Linked DNA regions of Homo sapiens: regions 2 and 3 are each linked to region 1. Evidence: chromatin contacts called from ENCODE Hi-C or POLR2A ChIA-PET data. All regions are on one chromosome and are shown on one strand. Each heading gives the region's core, a stretch centred on a gene start or an enhancer-like site at or near the end of the contact. The rest is flanking DNA. Distances are from core to core; before and after follow the strand shown. Region 1 holds the start of UBE2Z (ubiquitin conjugating enzyme E2 Z). Region 2 overlaps ITGB3 (integrin subunit beta 3). Region 3 overlaps LOC101927060 (a long non-coding RNA gene).

Region 1 (4,059 bases), core at 557-3,056:
TCCTTCCCGGGTTCAAGTGATTCTTCTGTCTCAGCCTCCTGAGTAGTTGGGACTACAGGCGCCTGCCAACACACCCGGCTAATTTTTGTATTTTTAGTAGAGACGGGGTTTCACCATATTGGTCAAGCTGGTCTCGAACTCCTTACCTCAGGTGATCCACCCACCTCGGCCTCCCAAATTGTTGGGATTACAGACGTGAGCCACCGTGCCCGGCCCAGACTTCTTTTTTAAAAAACCAAACTTGGTGGCAAAACATCCAAAGTGAGGCTATTCATTTGACTTGGTACGAATGTTCATACACTTTGATGCAGAAATGTCAATAGGTTTGGCTACCCGGCGCTGCCCCACTCCTTGCTTGGTGTGTCATTCCAAAGTCTGAAATACATCTGGCCCCACTGGTTTCCAGTTAATATTGATCCTATATTTTTGCTAGGGAAAAAAGTTTTTGTTTTTGTTTTGAGACGGAGTCTTGCTCTGTCGCCCAGGCTGGAGTGCAGTGGCACGATCTCCGCCCACTGCAAGCTCCGCCTCCCGGGTTCACGCCATTCTCCTGCCTCAGCCTTCCGAGTAGCTGGGACTACAGGCGCCCGCCACCACGCCCGGCTAATTTTTTGTATTTTTAGTAGAGACGGGGTTTCACAGTGTTAGCCAGGATGGTCTTGATCTCCTGACCTAGTGATCCGCCCGCCTCAGCCTCCCAAAGTGCTGGGATTACAGGCATGAGCCACCGCGCCCGGCAAGGAAAAACAGTTTTTTAGGAAGGCCCCTGTCATTCTTAGTCCATAGGAATTTTTTTTTTTTTTTTTGAGACGGAGTCTGGCTCTGTCGCCCAGGCTGGAGTGCAGTGGCGTGATCTCAACTCACTGCAAACTCCGCCTCCCGGGTTCAAGTGATCCACCTGCCTAAGCCTCCTGAGTAGCTGGGACTACAGGTGCACGCCACCACGCCCGGCTAATTTTTGTATTTTTAATAGAGGCGGGGTTTCACCATGTTAGGCTGGTCTCGAACTCCTAACCTCGTGATTCGCCCACCTCGGCCTCCCAAAGTGCTGGGATTACAGGCGTGAGCCACCGAGCCTGGCAGATTATTTTTCACTTTAAACATTTTAGGAAAGACCCAAAGAATCCTCAGGGTTTACACTCACAGTACCTCGATTCCTGTATATTCCAAGATTTGTGGGAAGAAAAAGTACTAAGCTTGGAGTCAGGAGGCCTGATGTTTCTTCCTTTCACCAAGCTTCTCTAGTTCTGTTTCATTATCCCCATGGCAACAACTAGCAACAGTGACTGGCATTTAGTAGGCCCTTCATAAATATATGTTGAATAAACTCTAAAAGAGGTAGCTTTTCATTCCAAGTTGAGTTCTCTCTTGGTCCTGTTGCAGGCAAGGGCAATGGTACCCTGCCCTAGGTGCACAAGTGTGCAGGAGGGATCAATCGCAGAGCCTTTCCGAGAGAAGGGGCCCAAAGCGAGTCAACTTCTCTACTGAGCTTCCCATGAGGATGCTGGATCCCCAATCCTAACCATGCAGACGTCTGAGGGTCGCCGCCATTAACGGGAATGATATGGCCCTTCCTCCCCCACTCCCTCCTCTCTTCTCCCCTTTCAACACTTGAATTGGGCTCTCCGCTACTTCCGCACAGCGCAGGACCCACACGAGCCCAGAACCATCACGGCCTGCTAGTTCCCACCCCTCCCGTCCTGGAGGACCGTAGGTGGACGCTCTTGCAGAGCGCCTCTCGCTGGTTGGGGCGGGGGTGGGCGGAGCCAGCACCGTCTGGGCTGTGGAAGCGGAGGGGGTGGGGACACTCTGGCCCGGTTCTCGGTGGTGCGGGAGCGGGCGGGAGCAGCGGCCGCTCTGGTCGGCGGACGTGCTGCCGAGTAGTCCCGGAAGCGAAGCAGCGATGGCGGAGAGTCCGACTGAGGAGGCGGCAACGGCGGGCGCCGGGGCGGCGGGCCCCGGGGCGAGCAGCGTTGCTGGTGTTGTTGGCGTTAGCGGCAGCGGCGGCGGGTTCGGGCCGCCTTTCCTGCCGGATGTGTGGGCGGCGGCGGCGGCAGCGGGCGGGGCCGGGGGCCCGGGGAGCGGCCTGGCTCCGCTGCCCGGGCTCCCGCCCTCAGCCGCTGCCCACGGGGCCGCGCTGCTTAGCCACTGGGACCCCACGCTCAGCTCCGACTGGGACGGCGAGCGCACCGCGCCGCAGTGTCTACTCCGGATCAAGCGGTGAGCCGGGGTTTTTCCTCCCCCAGCCCCGAGCTCCGGGGCTCGACCTTCCCCGCCCCCCACCCTCTCCCACTACAACTCACCCCCCACCCACTGCGCTGCCCTCGCGGCGGCCCACCTCCACGGCCCAAATCTTGCCAGCTCCGGGCGTCGGGATCCAACTCCCTTCTCCCCCCACCCTCAGACCCGCAAGCACCAACCCCCGCCTCGTGTGCCCAGATCCGACCCCGCCCCTCGACAACCTCCCGTGAGCCCTCCGTCTCCATTCCGGCCACCCTCCCCCACACCTCCCACCTCCGGGTGGAAACCCGACCCTTTAGCGCTTCAGTAACGCCCCCTCCCGCCTTCGGCGCCGCCCCTATTTCCCCTTCCCCACCCCAACCTTGCTAGATGCTGCCCGCAGGCCCCACCCATCGGTCCCCTCTCTTCTCCTCTGGAGCCCCGTTCCTAACACAGACGAACTCAGCTTCCTTTGCCATGCCTCTGACTCGAGCCAACCTTTCTTTTTATCCTCCGTTTTTCTCAGATTCCCTCCACACAGTCTTTTCCCAGGTCTAGATCGCTTCCCTCGCCCCAATCTTTCCTTGAACCCCTTTTCCAGTGTCCCAAAGCTGTCCACTCTTACGCCTCTTCCAGAAACACAGGCTACCTCCCCCCAATTCCCCAGTGCCACTCTGGATTGTAATATCCCACTCAGGAGCTTCTTTCTTGTAATTTCCCTCCCCCCACCCCCCACCCTCCCCGGGTCGTCTGTTTTACTTCTATGAAGCAAATATACTCATCAAATATAGGAACAAAGGCCTAAGTCCTTTCTGTGCTTATTTCTTGGGTGACTGATCTTAGATCCTATCATTTAGTAGATGATGTTTTCCAGAAGCACATAGAATAGTACCTATCGCATAAGAAAAGGGCAGTGCTCTTTAGCTATTAATCCTGAAACCTGTTTGACTTCTCCCCATGCCCCCATCACAAGCATCTTCGTTTAGTTCTTATTCCCCATGTTCCACGTCCTTTCAGATGTCTCTGTGTCTACTTTTCAAGGTTGTAATAAAAATTAATATAATGTGTGTAAAGTACCTGGCACAGTGCCTGACACAGGAGGTCAACTGTGGAGGGATTGCCACCTCTAACTGAAACTCAGCACTCAACTCTTTTCCTCCTCCAGCCATTTCAGTCATCCAATTCTGACATACCTTTGAGTTTGGCCAATGCTTTCCTCTGCTTTGTCGCCTATTTGCCCTTTTTATGTCCCTACCCACCCTAGCAAGTCCCTAGGCTTTTCGCCACCTAGAATGTTCTTTAGCCCCTTGCTCTCAACTGATCCATTCCAGTTGGTGAGATATGAGTCAGAAATCTTATCTCCTATGGAAGTCCACATGTCATCTTCCAGATGGGAGATTCTTAGCAATTTCTGAGGATCCCTCCCCAGCCTGAAGAGATCTCTACCCTGAGACACCCCTGGGCAAGAAGGCCACCATGATAGTCTTACTCTCTGCTGGCTGGCTTGCTTCATACAATCCCCTTACCAATAAAGGTCCACTGTATAGTTTATAGAATTAGTTTTTTAGTGGAGTTGATGATGCCTTTCCAGTTACTAAAAAATCTTCATTTAGCATTCAGTCGTAGTACCTGGGAATCATGGAGGTGGGGAGTGAATGAATTGCCATGTGGGAGGAAGTGAGAGTAAGTGGAAAGTGGCTTTTCCAGGCTGACATTTGATGCCATTGGGATCTCTGATTTTTTTCCTCTCTCCCTCCCCTCCCCCTGAGGAAACAATGCCCTTTTGATAATAATTTGCTCTCTGCCTGCCTGACAAGTACTCAGCTGAGATTTCTCAGC
Region 2 (3,618 bases), core at 225-2,724, 1.6 Mb before region 1:
CTGGAGTGTTGTGTCAATGGAGCCTAAGGCTGTTTGGAGAACCTAGAAAGAAAATTCATCAGCTTCTCAGTCTTGGTAACAAATAAATAGAAGGCAAGAGAGAATGGGAGGGAAATGACGTCAAAAGTAGAAAGAAATTTATGGATAAGGAAACCGAGAAATTACGATTACAGAAGGATCGATTCCATTGTTGGCATTATTGTCTTCATCAAGGCCGTGCATCCTGCAGGGTGAAAACAGAAGAAATGAAGTGCTAAGGAATATAAAAGAGTGGAAATGACATTTGTTGGACACTTTTATAGTCTGTAAATGGATAACTTGTGCCTCTGTTTGACACTTTGGCTTAAAACTGAATGGCTTATTTATTTAATCGGTGGAGACTGTGCAAATCCATGTATTAGAATAACTTACAATGCTGGTTGCTGAGCCTGAAAAGGTGTGAATTTACTTTTTAGTTTTCAAAGTTACGGCCAGGTGGGGTGACTCACTTCTGTAATCCCAGCACTTTGGGAGGCCAAGATGGGAGGATCACTTGAGCCTAGGAGTTTGAGTTCAGCCTAGGCAACATAGTGAGACCCCCATCTCTACAAAAATTACAAAAAAATTAGCTATGTGTGATGGCGCATGCCTGCAGTCCCCAGGACTACAGGGAGGCTGAGGTGGGAGGATTGATTGAGCCTGGGAGGTTGAGGCTGCAGTGAGCCATGATTGTGCCACTGCACTCCAACCTGGACAATGGAGCACAACTGTCTCTAAAAAAAAAAGAAAAAGTTTTGAAGTTATATGATGTGGCATTCAACCTTCTATCTGGGTTGTAAGGTTCCCAGGCAAGACATCAGCTATTAATTAAACACACTATTTTGACTGGGGGCAGAAATGCTCCTGTCTTGCATGATCTATCAATTTATTGATGGTTCAGGGACCTTAACTTACTGATGGACTTTTGCTTTATTGTTACTTTAGGAAAGTGTTAAGTATAAGGTGATAGTAATAGCAACTCGAGCCTCGCTCTGGTCTAAGTGCTTTGTGTGTATGAACTTACTTAAGTCTCACAACTCTTATGGGATATGTGCTATCCTGGCCCCTCTTTCATAGGTTGGATTGAGAGGCTTGCCAAAGGTCCCATGACTAGTACAGAGGGCACCTGGGATCTAAGCTCAGGGAGTCTTGTTTCCAGCTCAATCTCTTATCTTCTAGGTTAGCTGGATGGGGGTAATGTTGATGGGGAGCTTCAGATAATTTGAGGATTTTGGAGTCTGAACTGTCTGGGTAACTGTGGTTGTATGGAACTGGCCTTGGCATACCACTATCTATATTTGTCCCCTCTCTTTCCTCCCAATTCCCATGCTGCCTTTTCCATGAAGGTGTCTGCTTAAATTATCTCCCATCCCTCCCCAGTATGAAGACCACCTGCTTGCCCATGTTTGGCTACAAACACGTGCTGACGCTAACTGACCAGGTGACCCGCTTCAATGAGGAAGTGAAGAAGCAGAGTGTGTCACGGAACCGAGATGCCCCAGAGGGTGGCTTTGATGCCATCATGCAGGCTACAGTCTGTGATGTGAGTTTGGAGGACTTGGAGTGCCAGGTGTGGCTGGCATAGATCAAAATGGGAAAGGAAGTGACTGAACTCTGGGGATTTCTGGTGTAAAATGAGATGAGAACTAAGCAGGGCTTCCTGCAGTTATGAGTAGTAAGTTGCTCCTGATATTCAGCCTTGGCTTAGATCCACTCCCTGGCCTGAGCTGACATTTCTTTGAACCTCAGTGGTCTCAGATGTTCCCAGGGGAGAGCATCTTCCCATCTTCAGAGTTACTTCAGAGTTAAGGCTGAGTTAACTTAACCTCAGCAAAGTAGGCAGATGTTCAGATGAGATTTCTTCTAGCCCAGATCAGCTCTGTGGATGCACGTCAGTTTCTAGATGAGCAATGTGACTGTCATTAGAAGAGTTAAGTTTGGAGTTTAAGAAGATCTCATTCAGCTGCTTGAACTAATCAGCTATGAGACTGTTTTCTGAAGAGAATGAAACTCCTGAACTGGAAAGCTTCAGCTTCGGTTCCAAGGACTGGGACTGAGACCCTTGTTTTGAAGAAAAATAAGCTGTCCAGCCCTTTAGCCAGGGAGCACCTTGGGTCTCTGTTCTCTACCAGTGACATGGCTGAATTTGTTTTGTCTCCTCTGCCTTTGTTTTTTGTTTTCTTTTAACAGGAAAAGATTGGCTGGAGGAATGATGCATCCCACTTGCTGGTGTTTACCACTGATGCCAAGACTCATATAGCATTGGACGGAAGGCTGGCAGGCATTGTCCAGCCTAATGACGGGCAGTGTCATGTTGGTAGTGACAATCATTACTCTGCCTCCACTACCATGGTGAGATCTCTGGCACCACCTATGGTTTCTATTCATGATTGTGAGGGTTGCCCTAATCTAGGCAGAGTCTGTGTGAATATGAAAATGGCAGCCCCTCCTTCTGGGCAGGGTGCAGGGCTCGGTTCCAGCTTGCCCCTATCCCTTACCAACTGGACACCGTCATCCAGCATACAACCTATATAACCATTAGAGATGTCCCTGATTGTGGTGTTATCACTGCCTTCACTGTCACCAGCATAGCAGCAGCATCATGGGATCCAGAATGGACCCAAAGGATTTTTACAACCCAGCTGGAAAGCAGGTCTTCCTCTCCACTCTGATTAGCCCTTTCTTGGAATACCATACTAACTTGTGGTTATTGGAAGAAGACAGAGGAAAAAAAAGAGAAAGATTGGCCAGGCATATGATGGCTCATGCCTGTAATCTCAGCACTTTGGGAGGCTGAGGTGGGAGGATCACGTGAGTCCAGGAGTTTGAAACCAGCTTGGGAAATATAGTGAGACCCTGCCTCTACAAGAAAATGCAAAAATTCGTTGAGTGTTGTGGTTTGTGCCTATGGTCCCAGCTACTTGTGGGGCTGAGGCAGAAAGATCTCTTGAGCCCAGTAGTCTGAGGCTGCAGTGAGCTGTGATCTTGCCACTACACTCCAGCCTGAGTGACAGAGCAAGAACCACCCCTGCTTTTTTTTTTTTTTTTTTTTTTTTTTTTTTTTGATACAGAGTCTTGCTTTGTTGCCCAGCTGGAGTGCAGTAGTGCAATCTTGGCTCACAAGCTTCACCACCTCAGTCTCCTGAATAGCTGGGACCACAGGCATGCACTACCATGCCCAGCTAATTTTTGAAAACAGGGTCTTTCTATGTTGCCCAGGCTGGTCTCAAACTCCTTGGCTTAAGCAATCTGCCCTCTTAAGCCTCCCAAAGTGCTGGGATTACAGGTGTGAGCCATTGCTCCTAGTGGAGACCCCTTCTCTTAGAAAGAGAGAGAGAGAGAGAGAGAGAGAGAGAGAGAGAAAGAGGGGAAAGAACATAAAAGGCATGGTGAACAGGTCCTACGAGGAAAGATTAAAGGGCCAGAGTCATTTAGCTTGAAAGAAAGAAGGCTAAAGGATGATTTAGCTTATACATGAGAAAACTTCTTATAAGTTGTTTTATATGGCCATAGAAGGTTAAACAAGAGGAAAATATTTAAATTGAATCAGGAGAAATTACTATAAGCCATAAGAGAAATGTGCTGTAATGCTCTAGGTAT
Region 3 (4,123 bases), core at 1-2,500, 1.8 Mb before region 1:
CTTGGAAGATGGGAGGCTGGATGGCTCTTGGGAGCAGACCCGCAGGGTACTACTGCACTTCAGGAAATAGCAGAGAGAGTTTGGTACAGTTTACTATCCTAGGCTGTAGGATTTTGAAAAGGAGATACCATGTCGTCTATGTCTTGTTGATTAGAAGACTATTTGAGTGGAAAGTGGATAACCTGGACCTCTGGTTCACCGTGCGCACAAGTGTAACAGTTGTTTTTGTTTAAAGAGTGAACGGAATATTTCATTTATTTTAGCCAGGCATTTATATTTTGATGTCTTGTTGTTTGCCTTAGGTTTTTTACTTTTACTATAGAGACTTTGGTTTTGTTATTTGGTAAGAGAGGAGTGATAACTAAACAGGCATTAAAAGTAATAATTTGAGGTGAGTTAGATTTAGTTACATTAATAAGATGGGAAGTAGTTGAAGGAGAGAAAAGATAGATAAAGTTTTTTTAGTTTTAATTTGGTAGGGCTTGACCCTGGAGCAATGGCCTATGACTTTTATGGTGATGACATTTTCTCGACTTGGGTACGACGTGTTAATTTATTTTTTTGCTGTGCGAATGGCAGTCTTGGTGGTCAGCAGCTTAAGGTAGGTTTCTTCCTAGGCTGGCTTGCATTTTTCTTTTTTTTACATCTTTCGATAAGGACGTGGTTTTCAAGCTGGTGCTGGTGTACTGGAAATGTTAGGGGTGGTACCTGTGCTAAAAGGCTTTTAGTTTTGAGGGAAGGGAAAGTGGAAAATAAGTATATAATTTTTGAGAAACTGATTTTTTGTTTTAAATGTGGGGACATTAGCAGTAGAATGTAAGTAAGGCAAACTATAGGTATTTTTTGGTCTATAAGTCCTTAGTGCCTTCTTAAGTTTTTTTTTTTTTAACTTTTTCTTATGTTGCTTTTGAAGGAAACTTTGGGGTTTTTTCTTAGAACTTTGTACATCTTGGGGCTTGAGGCCCCATAGTGACACCTCCAACTCCTTCCCCGCTGAGCGCTGCCTAGGGGACGCGGCGGCCTGGCTCCCCTTAAGGTCTTGGCCTCCCTGTGGCCTTTATTGCTCCCTTGCGTTGTGGCCTTAGGGATGAGTGGCCCTGTGACTTACCTGGCAGCCCTCGGACCTTGCTCCTGCCCAAGCCCCTGCCGTTGGGCCCCGGTGTTGGGTTCGGTTGTGCTGTCTAACGGCTGCCTGGCCCCCTCCCCCCTCCCCTGTACAGGAAGTGTCTGTTGGCGGCTAGGTCCCCCACCAGATGGCTCATGCTGTGGCCACTCTAGGAGCAGCTGGAGGTGGAAACTCGTTGGTATTAACCCTGTGCTGGAGGGCCCTTAATGGGTTTTTTGATGCAATTGGAACAAGATTTATTTATTTTTTATACGGGGCTTAGATAACATTTCTCTTTGGTTTAGCAATATTTATTTTCATTTGGAAAATTTTTAGCACCTATTTTTATTAGTTTTTAGAATAAAGAAAGTCAAACATCATTTTATGTTTGATAATGTTTCCTGTATGATTTTATAAGAGATAAGTTAAATTTTACCTTTATATTAGTGTACTATTAATGTTAAACTACATTTTAATAAAACCTTGTAGATATTATTTAATTTTAACGTTTGACTATAAGGTAAGATTTTTATAGATTCTTTTTAACCCTTTATAATTTTTGTTAAAGAGCAGGTTAGTGCTTTAAGAAAAACCTATTGTGCTTTTATTTTTATGTTCAGTTCATAGAAAAACTGGATGATACCCCTTTAACTTTAGCCGATATGTTTATACACAGAATTTTTTTTATAATTAACATTTTAAAACTTGCTTAAACTTTTAAAACAAATTTTTTTGACCTTTTAATGTAGGTAAGAATTCAAATTTTTATGCCTCTTTATAATCCTTTTATTAAAAGTGTATTTTATTTTCCTTATACACCTTGCACATAAACTTAATAGTTTTACATTTAGGAGGCCAAATTAGTTTTAAATTATATAATATGTTTTGCATAAATTCTTTTTATAGCATTTTTTATGACTTTTACAGATAATTTTTGACATGCCTTAACATTTTGCCTTCCTTTTATACTATTTATTTTTTTAGTATTATCCTTTTTTCAAAATTTCTGTTTTTTCCAATCTTTCTTATTTTTTCCATTTCTCTATTTGCGTTCTTTTTTTTTTTTCTTTCTGTCATTTCCTGGTTTCTTCCTCATTCCCGAGTTCTCCTGCTCCTGCAGCTGGCAGGCCGGGCAACGGCATGGGTACTGCCCCTGCGCACGCACTGCCGTCCATCTCTTTTGTTTTTTTCTGATTTTCCTTTTTAGTTTTTCCCTTCTCTCCTCACACTTACTTTTTTGGGCTGGGTGGGATTTGCGCAGCCGTAGTCCAGCCCCAGGAAGTTGGTGCCCTGTTGAGCTCACCGCTTTCTTCTGGATAACTCCGATCTCAGCCTTATTCCAAGTCTTAACAGTGTCTTCTCATCCTTAGTCTCCTAGCCACTGTATACCTTCTTTTCCGTCTCCTGCCGTCCTGAGGACACCCCATCCCTAAGTCTTTGCTAAACTGTCCTGAACTCTTACTGCCTCCTTTCCTACCACCCTCACCCAATCTTGTTAAAAAATGACATCTCCGTGTCCTTTCACCCCCGCTGACACCACCGCATGTCTTTACCCCAACTCTGCGTCCATTGCTTCCCTCGACCCCACTCCCATTCAACCTGAGAACTTAGTGCAGAGTCTCCTTCCACCAGCTGCCCCTCAACAGCCAAATGTAGGTGCTCACTCAGACCCACAGTTAGAGACTGAGCAGCATGATTGGTGGGTGCAGGGGCTCAGGTGGTAAATAAGGGTGGAGGAGCAGTGGGCTCTCCCCAACTCTTGGGTCAGCCGGGGTTTTTCCTGGCATCTGGTCTCCTGCACCTGTCCTCAGGGATTGTGTTTCTGGCATTCATATTAAATGACTTGTGCTGGCTGCTGGAATGGTAGGTATCATTCAAATATCTGGAAGGTGAGAGATGGCCACTCACTCAGCTCACTTAGCACAGAATGATGGAAGCTGCCCCTTCCTTCTGGTTGGTGTTCTTGCCCTGGAGAGCCTCTGGGAAGTTCTGTGTGGTGTTGGCTGTGGTCACAGAATATTGTTCATGTTTCTTTTCCTGGCATTTGTAAGGGCCTCTCCCTGCCAGAGCTGATGGCAGATCAATCCTGATGCCAAATTCAGGGGATGTGATGGGTGCCAGAGGCAATGTTACCTGTTGTGAAGAGTATAGGTGAGTAGGTCCTGGGGAGGCTGAGGCCTAGGTGGGTACAGAGGCTCTTGAATGGCTTTCTTTTCTTATAAGTGCTGGATCATTGACTTTTGGCCATCTGGGTTCCATGAACACAGGGAACCATGTTATCTCAGAGTAGCTGAGGCAGAAGGACATTCCAGAGGCACCCAAGTCCCATGCTAGCATTTAGTTTCCTGGGGGCTTTTTGGTACACATGTTCTCTGAATCCTGAGGACCTGGCATCAGATGGGTGGGCCATTTGACCACAGTTTTAAAGGGCCCCAAAGAACCTTGTCTCTGCTTGCCATTTATAGTCTTATTCCGTTGAAAAAATGAATGCTGTTTACCTTCAATGTCCTCCCATTAGTATATTTAAGTTGGTTTCAGCCTTATTGGCAGCTTGACTTAATGGAAGGAGCTCCACAGTCATCTTAACACTTCAGAGTTATATACCCCAACTTCCCACAGTGTGTGAAATGGAGATACCTGCCCCGTGCCTCATTTTTATTTTATTAATCAATTCATTCAACAGCTTATTTTTTGAGCACCAGTGTGTGCCAAACACTGGTGAATGGGTCAGGCAATGGTCCTGTTTTCATTCAGAGTTTGGTCCTTGTTAGAATCCTCTGGGATATGGGACAAGAATATAGAGAAGATTCTGCCCTCATCCACTAGCCCTGAGTCTGGGAATCACAAGCTAGAAGTTTCTCACCCTTCATCTGGTATTTAATTACTTCAAAGCTCCAACCCCCACCACCCCACCCATCACAGAAATCCAACTTTCCTCAGGTGGACAGAGGTGCGGTTTCCTCAGTCAGCACTCACATGCCTGAAAGATCAGCTGCCTTTCTGAATCAGAGGGTAACT

Evidence for each region. Hi-C counts contacts between places; a loop is a spot of excess contacts on that map. ChIA-PET counts read pairs that join two places held with the same protein, here RNA polymerase II (POLR2A). Pooled maps may share reads with other maps.
Region 2: a pooled map shows a loop between it and region 1 (2.9-fold over the local background). The contact joins the enhancer-like site here to the promoter of UBE2Z in region 1. A Hi-C loop is called at or near these places in 1 of 50 pooled maps. POLR2A ChIA-PET finds 5 or more read pairs at or near these places in 2 of 52 experiments (GM12878 and K562).
Region 3: a loop to region 1 is called in a pooled map, with 11 times the contacts of the local background. The contact joins the enhancer-like site here to the promoter of UBE2Z in region 1. A Hi-C loop is called at or near these places in 1 of 168 maps with a recorded cell type or tissue (CD4-positive, alpha-beta T cell) and 5 of 50 pooled maps. POLR2A ChIA-PET finds 5 or more read pairs at or near these places in 1 of 52 experiments (CD4-positive, alpha-beta T cell).

The regions. Positions count from the first base shown.
Region 1 is chr17:48,906,601-48,910,659 of GRCh38, forward strand. UBE2Z (ubiquitin conjugating enzyme E2 Z) reads left to right here and starts at 1,807. Exons shown (of 7, transcript NM_023079.5): 1 at 1,807-2,220. The coding sequence starts at 1,904. LOC105371814 (a long non-coding RNA gene) reads right to left here and starts at 2,383. Exons shown (of 4, transcript NR_135674.1): 1 at 2,339-2,383. RefSeq lists silencers at 1,946-2,195, 2,466-2,595 and enhancers at 3,469-3,518, 3,539-3,588.
Region 2 is chr17:47,284,862-47,288,479 of GRCh38, forward strand. It overlaps ITGB3 (integrin subunit beta 3), which reads left to right. Exons shown (of 15, transcript NM_000212.3): 5 at 1,399-1,561; 6 at 2,209-2,370. Among named protein-coding and RNA genes, the nearest start is that of ITGB3, 33 kb to the left of the region's middle. RefSeq lists enhancers at 1,399-1,448, 1,539-1,828, 2,239-2,288. Within about 2 kb of position 1,475, at least 3 of the 41 ENCODE cell types and tissues checked have a DNase peak (open chromatin) inside an H3K27ac peak, as active enhancers do; they include GM12878, where a contact is called at or near this core.
Region 3 is chr17:47,066,306-47,070,428 of GRCh38, forward strand. All of the region lies in intron 2 of LOC101927060 (a long non-coding RNA gene), which reads right to left. Among named protein-coding and RNA genes, the nearest start is that of RPRML, 89 kb to the left of the region's middle. RefSeq lists enhancers at 1,844-2,345, 2,346-2,845. Within about 2 kb of position 1,251, at least 38 of the 41 ENCODE cell types and tissues checked have a DNase peak (open chromatin) inside an H3K27ac peak, as active enhancers do; they include CD4-positive, alpha-beta T cell, where a contact is called at or near this core.